2 separate regions of the Homo sapiens genome follow, and region 2 is linked to region 1. The links are chromatin loops, found by intact Hi-C in ENCODE. Cell type or tissue: right lobe of liver. All regions are shown on one strand. Each heading gives the region's core, and the rest is flanking DNA. Links, peaks and the distances in the headings are about the cores only. Region 1 overlaps LZTR1 (leucine zipper like post translational regulator 1). Region 2 overlaps CRKL (CRK like proto-oncogene, adaptor protein).

The links. Peaks named below come from ENCODE experiments on the same cell type or tissue, not always from the same donor. Only the 100,000 strongest peaks of a DNase experiment are listed, where the experiment ranks them.
Region 2: it touches region 1 in a loop (2.2-fold over the local background); 6 of 110 quality-filtered maps call a loop at or near these places.

Annotation. Positions count from the first base shown.
Region 1 is chr22:20,992,387-20,997,563 of GRCh38, forward strand. It overlaps LZTR1 (leucine zipper like post translational regulator 1), which reads left to right. Exons shown (of 21, transcript NM_006767.4): 11 at 408-518; 12 at 1,276-1,368; 13 at 1,538-1,633; 14 at 1,718-1,883; 15 at 2,172-2,341; 16 at 2,484-2,640; 17 at 3,360-3,486; 18 at 3,577-3,726; 19 at 4,310-4,415; 20 at 4,500-4,580; 21 at 4,846-5,177. The coding sequence ends at 4,962. Among named protein-coding and RNA genes, the nearest start is that of THAP7-AS1, 6.9 kb to the right of the region's middle. In right lobe of liver, for the core only: no CTCF peak of the experiment used is centred there; no DNase peak of the experiment used is centred there.
Region 2 is chr22:20,942,764-20,948,283 of GRCh38, forward strand. All of the region lies in intron 2 of CRKL (CRK like proto-oncogene, adaptor protein), which reads left to right. It also overlaps the pseudogene LOC124905167. Among named protein-coding and RNA genes, the nearest start is that of LINC01637, 12 kb to the right of the region's middle. In right lobe of liver, for the core only: no CTCF peak of the experiment used is centred there; no DNase peak of the experiment used is centred there; H3K27ac peaks cover 1,228 bases.

The DNA.
Region 1 (5,177 bases), core at 1-5,000:
CATTAAGACTCCATCACCCCCTGAAACAGGTCCTGTGATCAACACCTCTCACACATGGGGAGACTGAGGCCCCGAGAAATACTTGCTTGGGGTCACACCACAAAGGGGGTACAGGGCCAAGGGCCCTCACCCTGCTGGCCAGGCTGCAGCTTTCTGGGGTGGGTGCCACACACTGGCCCAAGTGCCCTGACCACTCTGAGGGTCTCCATGGCCCGTCATGCCCCACTCGCCTACATGGGTACCAGGTCCCACCTGTGTCTGTACCCAGGGGCCCTCATCCCTTGGGGACCCTGCCCCCTGGCCCTTCATGGCCATGAGGTGCCGCATCCTTGCCTTACCTGGCTGCACCAGCCGCACTGTGGAGGCTCTGCTCCCCCACCATTCCACCCTGCCTTCTTGTCCCCCAGCTGCCCAGTGGGAGGCTCTTCCACGCGGCTGCTGTCATCTCGGACGCCATGTACATCTTCGGGGGCACGGTGGACAACAACATCCGCAGCGGGGAGATGTACAGGTTCCAGGTGTGGGGCCTGTGGGCCTGTAGAGCCGGCTGGGTGGACGGATCCCCCGTGATGAGAAACTGAGGCCAAGTTGGGGGGCAGGGCTTATCCAGGCCATTGCCAGGGCCACACCTGGCAGGATGGAAGCCTTGGGAGGAGCCCTGTGGGCTGAGGGTGGGCTGAGGTGGCACTAAAGTGGGCAGCCTTCGTGCAGTGGGGCAGGCAGATGGTGCTGGGGCTCACGGCAGAGTCAGTGGAGGGAGCCGGGCCAAGCTGGGCTCAGCACCAGAGCCTCACAGGCATCATAGCCTGGCCCAGGGCAGAGCCAGGGCCGACAGTGGCTTGCGTTGACAGCCCCTTCCCAGGCCTGGAGGAGCAGGTGGTCAGGGCAGGGACTCACAGCCACAGTGAGGTCAGGGCCAGCTTCCTGGAGGAGGTTGGGATGTGCTGGTGGGGGCCAGTGTGAGGACGCAGGTCCAGGCAGAGTGGAGACGGCAGAGCTCTGCTGAGGCCTGGGGCCCAGCCGAAGGCAAGAGAGGCAGGGGAGCCCTTTCCTGCTGTGGAGCCGGCCGTGGACAGTTGCAGGTGCTGAGGCTGGAGCCAGGCTGTATTTTCAGGGTGGGGTAGCGGCTGCTTCCTCTCCTCAGCCAGGCCCACCTGCCTCCTGGGCCCTGAGGGTCAGCATGGGCCAGGTGGGGACCTCAGGGTCGGCCTGCACAGCCACACTGGGGCCACCCTGCTGTCTGCAACATCTAGTCTCACTGGGCCCCTCTTGCAGTTCTCCTGTTACCCTAAATGCACGCTGCACGAGGACTACGGGCGGCTGTGGGAGAGCCGCCAGTTCTGCGACGTGGAGTTCGTGCTGGGTGAGGTGGGTGCCTGTCCTCGCACCCTGCTCTGCCTGCTGTGCCTGGGCAGTGGGAATTTCGCCCCTCAGAAAAACAGCTGCTGGCCTGGTGGTGCTGACCTTGGCTGGCTGGGTCTCTGTTCTCTGGGGCGAGGGTCCTGTGCCCTCTGCCAGTGCATCATTCTTTGTGCAGAAGGAGGAGTGCGTGCAGGGCCACGTAGCCATTGTCACAGCGCGGAGCCGCTGGCTTCGCAGGAAGATCACGCAGGCGCGGGAGAGGCTGGCCCAGGTGAGGTGCCTAACCGCCCTGCCCTGACCTGGCAGCCATGCCTGGTGTCCACTGGGGTGTCCTTGAGCTCCCTTCTCCCCACAGAAGCTGGAGCAGGAGGCCGCCCCAGTTCCCAGGGAGGCCCCCGGCGTGGCTGCTGGTGGGGCCCGGCCGCCCCTGCTGCACGTGGCCATCCGGGAGGCCGAGGCCCGGCCCTTCGAGGTGCTCATGCAGTTCCTCTACACCGACAAGATCAAATACCCACGGAAAGGTCCGCCTGGGTGGGGGTGGAGCAGGGTTGGTGTGGGCTGGGGTGCGGGCAGCAGAGCCAAAAGGTGGGTGCTGCCAGCCCTGCCTTACTGATGGGCCCCCTGAGGCTCAGAGGCTGCAGGTCACCCTCCTTACCCATGATCACTGCAGCTGGACGCCATCTGAGTCCCCCGAGGCCTTGTTCCTACCTAGTGGCCCCAGCCCACACTCTTCCATGGGGGGAGCCCTGCGCCCTGTGCCCTGCCCTCCCCTCTCCGGCTCCCTGAGATTCGGGGGCTCTGGGGCGCAGGCCATGTGGAGGATGTGCTGCTCATCATGGATGTGTACAAACTGGCACTGAGCTTCCAGTTGTGCCGCCTGGAGCAGCTGTGCCGCCAGTACATCGAGGCCTCCGTGGACCTGCAGAACGTGCTGGTTGTGTGCGAGAGTGCCGCCCGGCTGCAGCTGAGCCAACTCAAGGTGTGGGGTGGGGTCAGCGCAATCAGGGTTGGGTGGGGTGTGCTCAGGCTTAGGCCCCCTCCCTGCCCACCACTGTGAGCCCCTCGCCCAGCCTGGGGCCCTGGCTTGACTCTGCCTGCCTGCCTGTGCCTGTCTGCCCCAGGAGCACTGCCTGAACTTCGTGGTAAAGGAGTCCCACTTCAACCAGGTGATCATGATGAAGGAGTTCGAGCGCCTCTCCTCTCCACTGATAGTGGAGATTGTGCGGCGGAAGCAGCAGCCGCCCCCTCGCACTCCCTTGGACCAGCCAGTGGACATTGGTAGGGAGCCCCGTTCCCCTTCCCTGGGGGCTGGGAGGGATGGTGTTCATCTGCGGTAGGAGATTGGGAGCCATGGAGAGCACCTGCCAGGCCCTCGGGGTGGGGGTGGGTGCCATGGGACCCCAGAGTGCTCTCCTGGGTACAGGGAGGAAACAGATGAAGGCAGAAGCCCCCGACCCATGGGGCTTGCCACAGTGGGCTGTGTCCTGGTGACCTGGGATTTCCTGAGCCAATTTCTGGGGGTGGACATGGGGCACCTCTTTCGGGCTAGGATGTCAGGTCTGATGGCCCAGGGTCACGGTGATCAGTCTCTGGACTTCTCTTTGCTTGTAATGTCACAGGCCCCTTCATTCCCCCAGCTCTCCCTGGGGCTTGTGCTGACCCCGGTTGCTGGCTCTTGGTGATGTCTGCAGGCACCAGAGGCCATGCAGTGGGCCTGGAGGGGGCTTGATCATGAGGTCAGCGAGGGGGTACAGCAAGCTGGGTGGAAGATGAGACGCTGGGTGGTGGGCTGTGCGTGGGGCATAGTGCTTGAGTCGGCCAGGGCGCCGAGGGAGGACAGAATGTGGCTGATGGTACCTCAGGGCGAGTGAGGCCTTCTGCCTGGGTGAAGTTTTGTTCAGGGCAGCAACATGGGCAGATATGCAGGAAGGTAGTGCCGTGGGGCCCCAAGGCCAGAATCCCAGGCTGTACCTGCTCAGGGACCCTCCTACCCCCAGGCACATCTCTGATCCAGGACATGAAGGCATACCTGGAGGGAGCGGGCGCGGAATTCTGTGACATCACTCTGTTGCTTGACGGGCACCCACGGCCAGCCCACAAGGCTATCCTGGCCGCCCGCTCCAGGTGGGTGGGGGCTGGACAGGAGGGGAGGGTGGGCCTGGATGGTGTCTTCGTTCTGCTGACGGCCAGGTGCCTACCGCTCGTTGTCTGCAGCTACTTTGAAGCCATGTTCCGGTCCTTCATGCCCGAAGATGGGCAGGTGAACATCTCCATCGGGGAGATGGTGCCCAGCAGGCAGGCCTTCGAGTCCATGCTGCGCTACATCTACTACGGCGAGGTCAACATGCCGCCCGAGGACTCGCTGCATCCTCACTCCCCAGTGAACTCCCAGGTCCCCACCAAGGGGTCCTGGCACCCACCTCAGGTGGCTTTGAGGCCCGCTCTCCTGCCCCAGCTAGGTGATCTGGGCCCAGCGCCTCCCTCCAGAGGGTTTGCTGGTGCCTGGGGCTGGGCCTGGTGCTCTCTGAAGCAGTTGGCAGCTGGCAAGGAGGGGTTTGCAGCCAGGAGGAACCAGTGGGTTCCTGACCCTCACAACTGCCCAGAGGACGGGGTGGGTCATTGCTTTGTGTGACAGTTGAGCACAGACATGGAGGTACTCCTTATGTCACTTCAGTAGGGGTCTGAACATGGAGGGTCAGGATGCCTGTTAGGCCTGCAAGGCCATGGAACAGCGCTACAGATGTACAGACACTATTTTTCTCGGGAGGGGATTCATGGTTTTCTTTGGATCCTGAATGGGGCCTTTGACCCACTAAGTAGTTCAGAATCCATTTGGAGAGCATGCTGGCGTGGGGGCTTGGGGCTCCAGCTGCGCCCTTCCCTGTCCTTCCCTGGGAGGGTGCGGGCGGACCAGCTTCCTTTAGTCAGCTCCTTAACCAGGCCCCAGCTACTTGTTTGCGGCCCCCTACTACTACGGCTTCTACAACAACCGGCTGCAGGCGTACTGCAAGCAGAACCTGGAGATGAACGTGACGGTGCAGAACGTGCTGCAGGTAGCCCCCCAGCCCCGTGCACATGGCTGCAGCTCCCACTGAGTGGGTGAAAGGGGCAGCGCCTCAAGGTCCCTGCCATTGCAGATCCTGGAGGCAGCTGACAAAACGCAGGCACTGGACATGAAGCGGCACTGCCTGCACATCATTGTGCACCAGTTCACCAAGGTCAGGGCTCTGGCCTCCCCTTCAGGACTCGCTTCCCCTTGGCAGTGGCCATGCCCAGGCAGGGAGGGTGCCCAGGCTCTGTGGTCCCCTGCAGTGGTGGGCCCTGGGGGTGAGAGAAGCAGAGCAGCCCATCACTGGCCGCACCTTGCTTCATCCTTGGGACCAGCCTGAGCCCTGAGCAGGGTAGGCCCCACAGGGCTCCACTGCCCACCATGGCCCTTAGGTGGATCTGGTCCCATCTCCTTCCGGCCTGCTTGCCTTACAGGTCTCCAAGTTGCCCACCCTGCGGTCGCTGAGCCAGCAGCTGCTGCTGGACATCATAGACTCCCTGGCCTCCCACATCTCAGACAAGCAGTGCGCAGAGCTGGGCGCCGACATCTGAGGCCCTGTGGCGCCTGCCCATTGTGAAGAATCGCCGTGCCTGCCTGCCCTGCCTACTGAGAAGACTACCGGCTATGCGCATGCCTATGGCAGTGGGTGCACCTGCCAGGCCAAGGGTCAGGGTGCCCAGAGCCTCCAAAGAGAGCTGAGGGGATGTGGGGCCCCAAACTCATTAATTCACTGAAGACACAGGTCCCACAGGGAGCGGATGATGAA
Region 2 (5,520 bases), core at 273-5,272, 49 kb before region 1:
GGCACGTGCCACCACACCTGGCTAATTTTTGTATTTTTTAGTAGAGACAGGGTTTTGCCATGTTAGCCAGGCTTTGAACTCCTGACCTCAACTGATCGCTCACCTCAGCCTCCCAAAGTGCTGGGATTATAGGCATGAGCCTCCTATGTTTAGCTTTTTGAGGAACTGTCAAACTATTTTCCATAGCAGCTGTACCATATTCCATTCCAACCAGCAGTATATAAGGGCTCCCTTCTTCACCGCCAAAAAAAAATTCTTCCACATCCTCATCAACACTTGTTATTTTCCATATTTTTTATTATAGCCATCCTAGTAGGTGTGAAGTGGTATGTCATTGTGGTTTTGATTTGCATGTTCCTAGTGACTGATGTTGAGCATCTTTTCATATTGGCTTTTGGCAAATCTTTGGATAAATATTTTCAAGTTCTTTGCCCATTTTTTAATTGGGTTATTTGAGCGTTTTTGTTTTTTATTTTGTTTTATATTTTTTGAGACAGAGTCTCACTCTGTCGCCCTGGCTGGAGTACAATGGCACTCACGATCTCGACTCACTGCAACTTCTGCCTTCCAGATTCAAGCAATTCTCCTGCCTCAGCCTCCCAAATAGCCAGGATTACAGGCACTCACCACCATACCCCGCTAATTTTTTGTATTTTTAGTAGAGATGGGGTTTTACCATGTTGGCCAGGCTCTTCTGGACTCCTAAAGTGAGGTGATCCACCTGCCTTGGCCTCCCAAAGTGCCAGGATTACAGGCGTGCGCCACCATGCCTGACCTTAGTTATTGTATTTAGGCTGTTGATCCATTTTAAATGACTTTTTGTGTATAGTGTGAGGTAAGGTTTCAGAGTCTTTCTTTTGCATGTGGAAATTGGTGCAGTTGTCCCAGCAAGGTTATTCTTTCCCTGTTGAATAGACTTGGCACCCTAGTCAAAAATCAGTTGGCCAAGCTGGGTGTGGTGGTGCACACCTGTAATCCCAGGTACCCTGGAGACTGAGGTGAGAAGATTGCTTGAGCCTAGGAGTTGAAGATCAGCCTGGGCTACATAGTGAGACTCCCACGTGTTAAAAAAAAATCACTTGATCATAAATGTGTGGGTTTATTTTTGACCTCTGAGTTCTATTCCATTGTTCTATATGTCTCTCCATATGCCAGCACCACACTGTTGATTACTATAGCTTTTTGTAGTAATTTTGAAGTCAAGGAAGTGTAAGTCCTCTAACTTTGATGCTTTTCAAGGTTGTTTTGGCTATTCAGGTTCCTCGCAATTCTATATGAATTTGAGGATTGGTTTTCCCATTGCTGCAAAAAAAAAGGCTGTTAGAATTTTGATAGGGATTGTGTTGTATTTGTAGATCACTTTGGGTAGTATTAGCTTTTTTTTTTTTTTTTTTTTTAATTTCTTTTATGAGGCAGGGTCTCACTATGTTGCCCAGACTGGTCTCAAACTCCTGGGCTCAAGTGATCCTCCTGTCTCAGCCTCCCAAAGTGCTGGCATTACAGGTGTGAGCCACTGCACCTAGCCAATATTAATATCTTAATCATAAGTCTTTCCATCCATTAACACAAATGTTTTTGCATTTATTTAGGTCTTTAATAATTTTTGGTATGCAAGTGTTTCACCATGGTTAAATTATTCTCGTTTTGTTTTGTTTTGTTTAGACAGAGTCTTGGCTTTGTCACCAGGCTGGAGTGCAGTGGTGCAATCTCGGCTCACTGCAACCTCCACCTCCCTGGTTCAAGCGATTCTCCTGCCTCAGCCTCCCAAGTAGCTGGGACTACAGACATGCGCCACCATGCCCAGCTAATTTTTGTATTTTTAGTAGAGATGGGGTTTCACTATGTTGGCCAGGATGGTCTCGATCTCTTGACCTCGTGATCCACCTGCCTCGGCCTCCCAAAGTGCTGGGATTACAGGCATGAGCCACCGCACAGCCTATTCTTGGATATTTTTATTTTAGATGCTATTGTAAATGGAATCACTTTTTTTTTTTTCTTCTTGGAGACAGAGCCTCACTCCCGCTCCATTGCCCAGGCTAGAGTGCAGTGGCACAATTCTTGTGCCTCAGCCTCCTGAGTAGCTGGGACTACAGGTGCCTGCCACCACGCCCAGCTAACTTTTTTTTGTATTTTAGTAGAATTGGGGTTTTACCATGTTGCCCAGCATGATCTTGGCGCCTCCCAAAGTGCTAGGATTCAGGCATGAGCTACCGTGCCCTGCCTGGAATTACTTTCTTTCTTTTTTTTTGGGATGGAGTTTCGCTCTATCACCCGGGCTGGAGTGCAGTGGTGTGATCTTGGCTCACTGCAAGCGCCACCTCCCGGGTGCACGCCATTCTCCTGACTCAGCCTCCCAAGTAGCTGGGACTACAGGCGCCTCCTACCACGCCCGGCTAATTTTTTGTATTTTTAGTAGAGACGGGGTTTCACGGTATTAGCCAGGATGGTCTCGATCTCCTGACCTCCTGATCTGCCTGCCTCGGCCTCCCAAAGTGCTGGGATTACAGGCATGAGCCACCGCACCCGGCTTGGAATTACTTTCTTAATTATTCATTACCAATATATAAGACGCAACTGATATCTATGTGTTGATCTCGTACCCTGCGACTTTGCTGAATTTGTATCTTTTCTTATATATATGATCGTGTCTTGACTTCCTCTTTTCCAAAAGCCCACATACTCTTGTACCACAGCATACTGGCCTGTGATACCTTTAGCCCCGCCCCCTACCTTTCCCAAATAAAATCTCTGTGTTAACCAGTAAACAGCCCTCTTGAATCAAGTTACTACTCTGAAGGATAGTGGTAATTTTAAGAAAGAGACCAAGTCTTCAGTATTAAAACCCTATTAGATAGCATTCAGTTGTGGGTTTGAGTGTATGAGATTACTTGACTGCTAGCCAGGGCACACAGACAGGGAGCCTAGCCCTCTTAAAGCCTCTATCTCTCTGGCTACTCTGATTCAGGTGCAGGTGCACAGAGAACACAGGGGCAGGCAGTGGACCCATGCAGCTCCGTGAGGGCCAGGGGTGTTTGTCTCCTTTGTGTCCTCTGTTGTATCTCTTCACGGCCTACACATAGATGTTCAATATTTGTTGAATGACTAGAGGAATAAAAGCCACAGAGAGCAGGATGATACCTGTCTGGTGATTATAGTACATGGGCTTTGTTTTGTTTTAGATATTTTGGGGGCTATAAGCCCCTTTGAGAATCCAGTGAAAGTTGTGCAGTCTTCAGAAAAACAGCATACATTCATGTATTTGCATACAACTTCGCAGGATGTTCTTTGATCACTGAGACCCATTCACATCACTCAAGTTAGAATTTATGATTCCAGTGTCACCAGTGTACTCCTGATCTTACTTTTATGTAACCTGAAAGCATACAATCTCAGCCTATCAGTACAGGGAGCGGAGACTGATTATGGAACCAAAAAACTGCTGTGACGACCAGTGCTTGGGCCCTCCAGTGCGTTGACTGCTCTTTGAATCAAGTGCCAGATGCCAGTCAGTAGAGTCATTTCCTGGACAACACTCTGGACAAGTAGGGCTGTAGGAAACTATTGCCAGCAGCAAGAGGTACCCTCTTGCCATTTAACTCTTGGTAGACATAAAAGGGCTGACTAGTGTCCCTGGCATATGTGTTTTAGAGTTAATGTGTCCACTCCCCAGGTGCTAAGTGCGGCCAGCCACAAAGATAGTGTTTTGACAGTTCTAATAATGATTAGGATTGGCCTGTTCCATAGAGTGAAAATTAATAAGGATGATGCATTAGGTATGTGCTTCCTCTTAATCTGTTGATAAGGTCAGCCACATCTCCCAGGTGTAGTTTGCCCCGTGAACTGAGTTGGTATCTACCCACATCAAGATTGGTCTGCCCTCTAAGACTATACTTTCAGGGATCATTTCTATAGTTCATTACTAGAGAAGTTTCTCTGAAGGTGTAGAGCACCCCTCCCTCCAAAAAAAAAAAACAGATTGATCTGCCCTCCACAGTGAGTGCTTCTTTGAGCTGGATCCGTGTACCATGAACCCAGAGGAAGAGCACCACACCAGAATAGGGAGTGATGAGGGAAACGGCAAGATGGCTGCCAAGCTACCAGCCATTTTAGGATCTGAGCACAAGCACTGTTTGGTAGAGCCATGGAAGAAGCTGGTCCATAGCCAGGCCTGTAACTGGACAGCAGGCTGCATAACAGCCAGGATATCTTTACTGTGTTGAGATAGAAAACAGCATGAAGAATGATGATGGTGTTTTAGCATGTGGAAACTCCTGCAAGGCCACAATGAGGCACTAATGGTCAAGGGGCCACCAGAAGTCTCTCAGCCATTCTCTTCCTAGGCTGCTCTTTGACCTACTTCTGCTGGTCCAGGTTCCCTCTGTCTAAGCAGTAGCTCCTTGAATCCTGTGCTCTGCAGCATTGAGTTAATAGTGTTTTTCTGCCACTTGCTGCTTTTATGTGTTTTCTGTCTCTCTCTCTTTTTTTTTTTTTTCAATAGAAGCTAGGTCTCACTATGTCACCCAGGCTGGTCTTGAACATGTGGCCTCAAGTGATCCTCCCACCTTGGCTTCCCAAAGTGCTGGGATTACAGGTGTGAGCCACTGCGCCCAGCTACACCAAGTGCAGTGACACGATTTTGGCTCACTGCAACCTCCACCTCCCAGGTTCAAGTGATTCTCCTGCGTCAGCCTCCCGAGTAGTTGGAATTTGGGATTACAGGCATCTGCCACCACGCCTGGTGATTTTTGTATTTTTCAGTAGAGATGAGGTTTTGCCGTGTTGGCCATGCTGGTCTCGAACTCCTGACCTCAGGTGATCCATCTGCCTTGGCCTCCCAAAGTGTTGGGATTACAGATGTGAGCCACTGCGCCTAGGCTTTTTCTTTTCTTTTCTTTTCTTTTTTCTTTTTTTCATTTTTTTTTTTTTTTTTTTTTGAGACAGGGTCTTGCTCTGTCACCCAGGCTGGAGTGCAGTAGTGTGATCACAGCTTACTGCACCCCTGCAACCTCTGCCTCCTGCGCTTAAACGATCTTCGCACCTCATTCTCCCAAGTAGCTGGGACTGCAGGTGCATGCCACCACGCCTGGCTCATTTTTGTATTTTAGAGACAGGGTTTCACTGTGTTGCCCAGGCTGGTCTTGAACTCCTGGGCTCAAGTGATCCACCCACTTCAGCTTCCCAAAGTGCTGGGATTACAGGTGTGAGCCACTGCGCCCGGCCACTTTGTGCTTTTCACACTATGTTATTATCTGACAAAGATTCATTGTGTATCCCACTCAAAAGACAGAAGTTTTTTAAGGATACGAACTGACCTGCCCATTTTCCATGGAGTAGATGTTCAGTAAATTTATTTAATTGATTAGGTAGGATCATGTAGAAAGTATCCTGTTGAAGACCGCCAGACTCACAAGTTAATTGGAAGGCGTGAGGTGTGAGTGTTCTTGGCAGCTTTCAATCCTTAGCCTCATCTTTAATCTTCCCGTAGTCTTCTTTGGCTGCTTAGTATCCATCACAGTCATT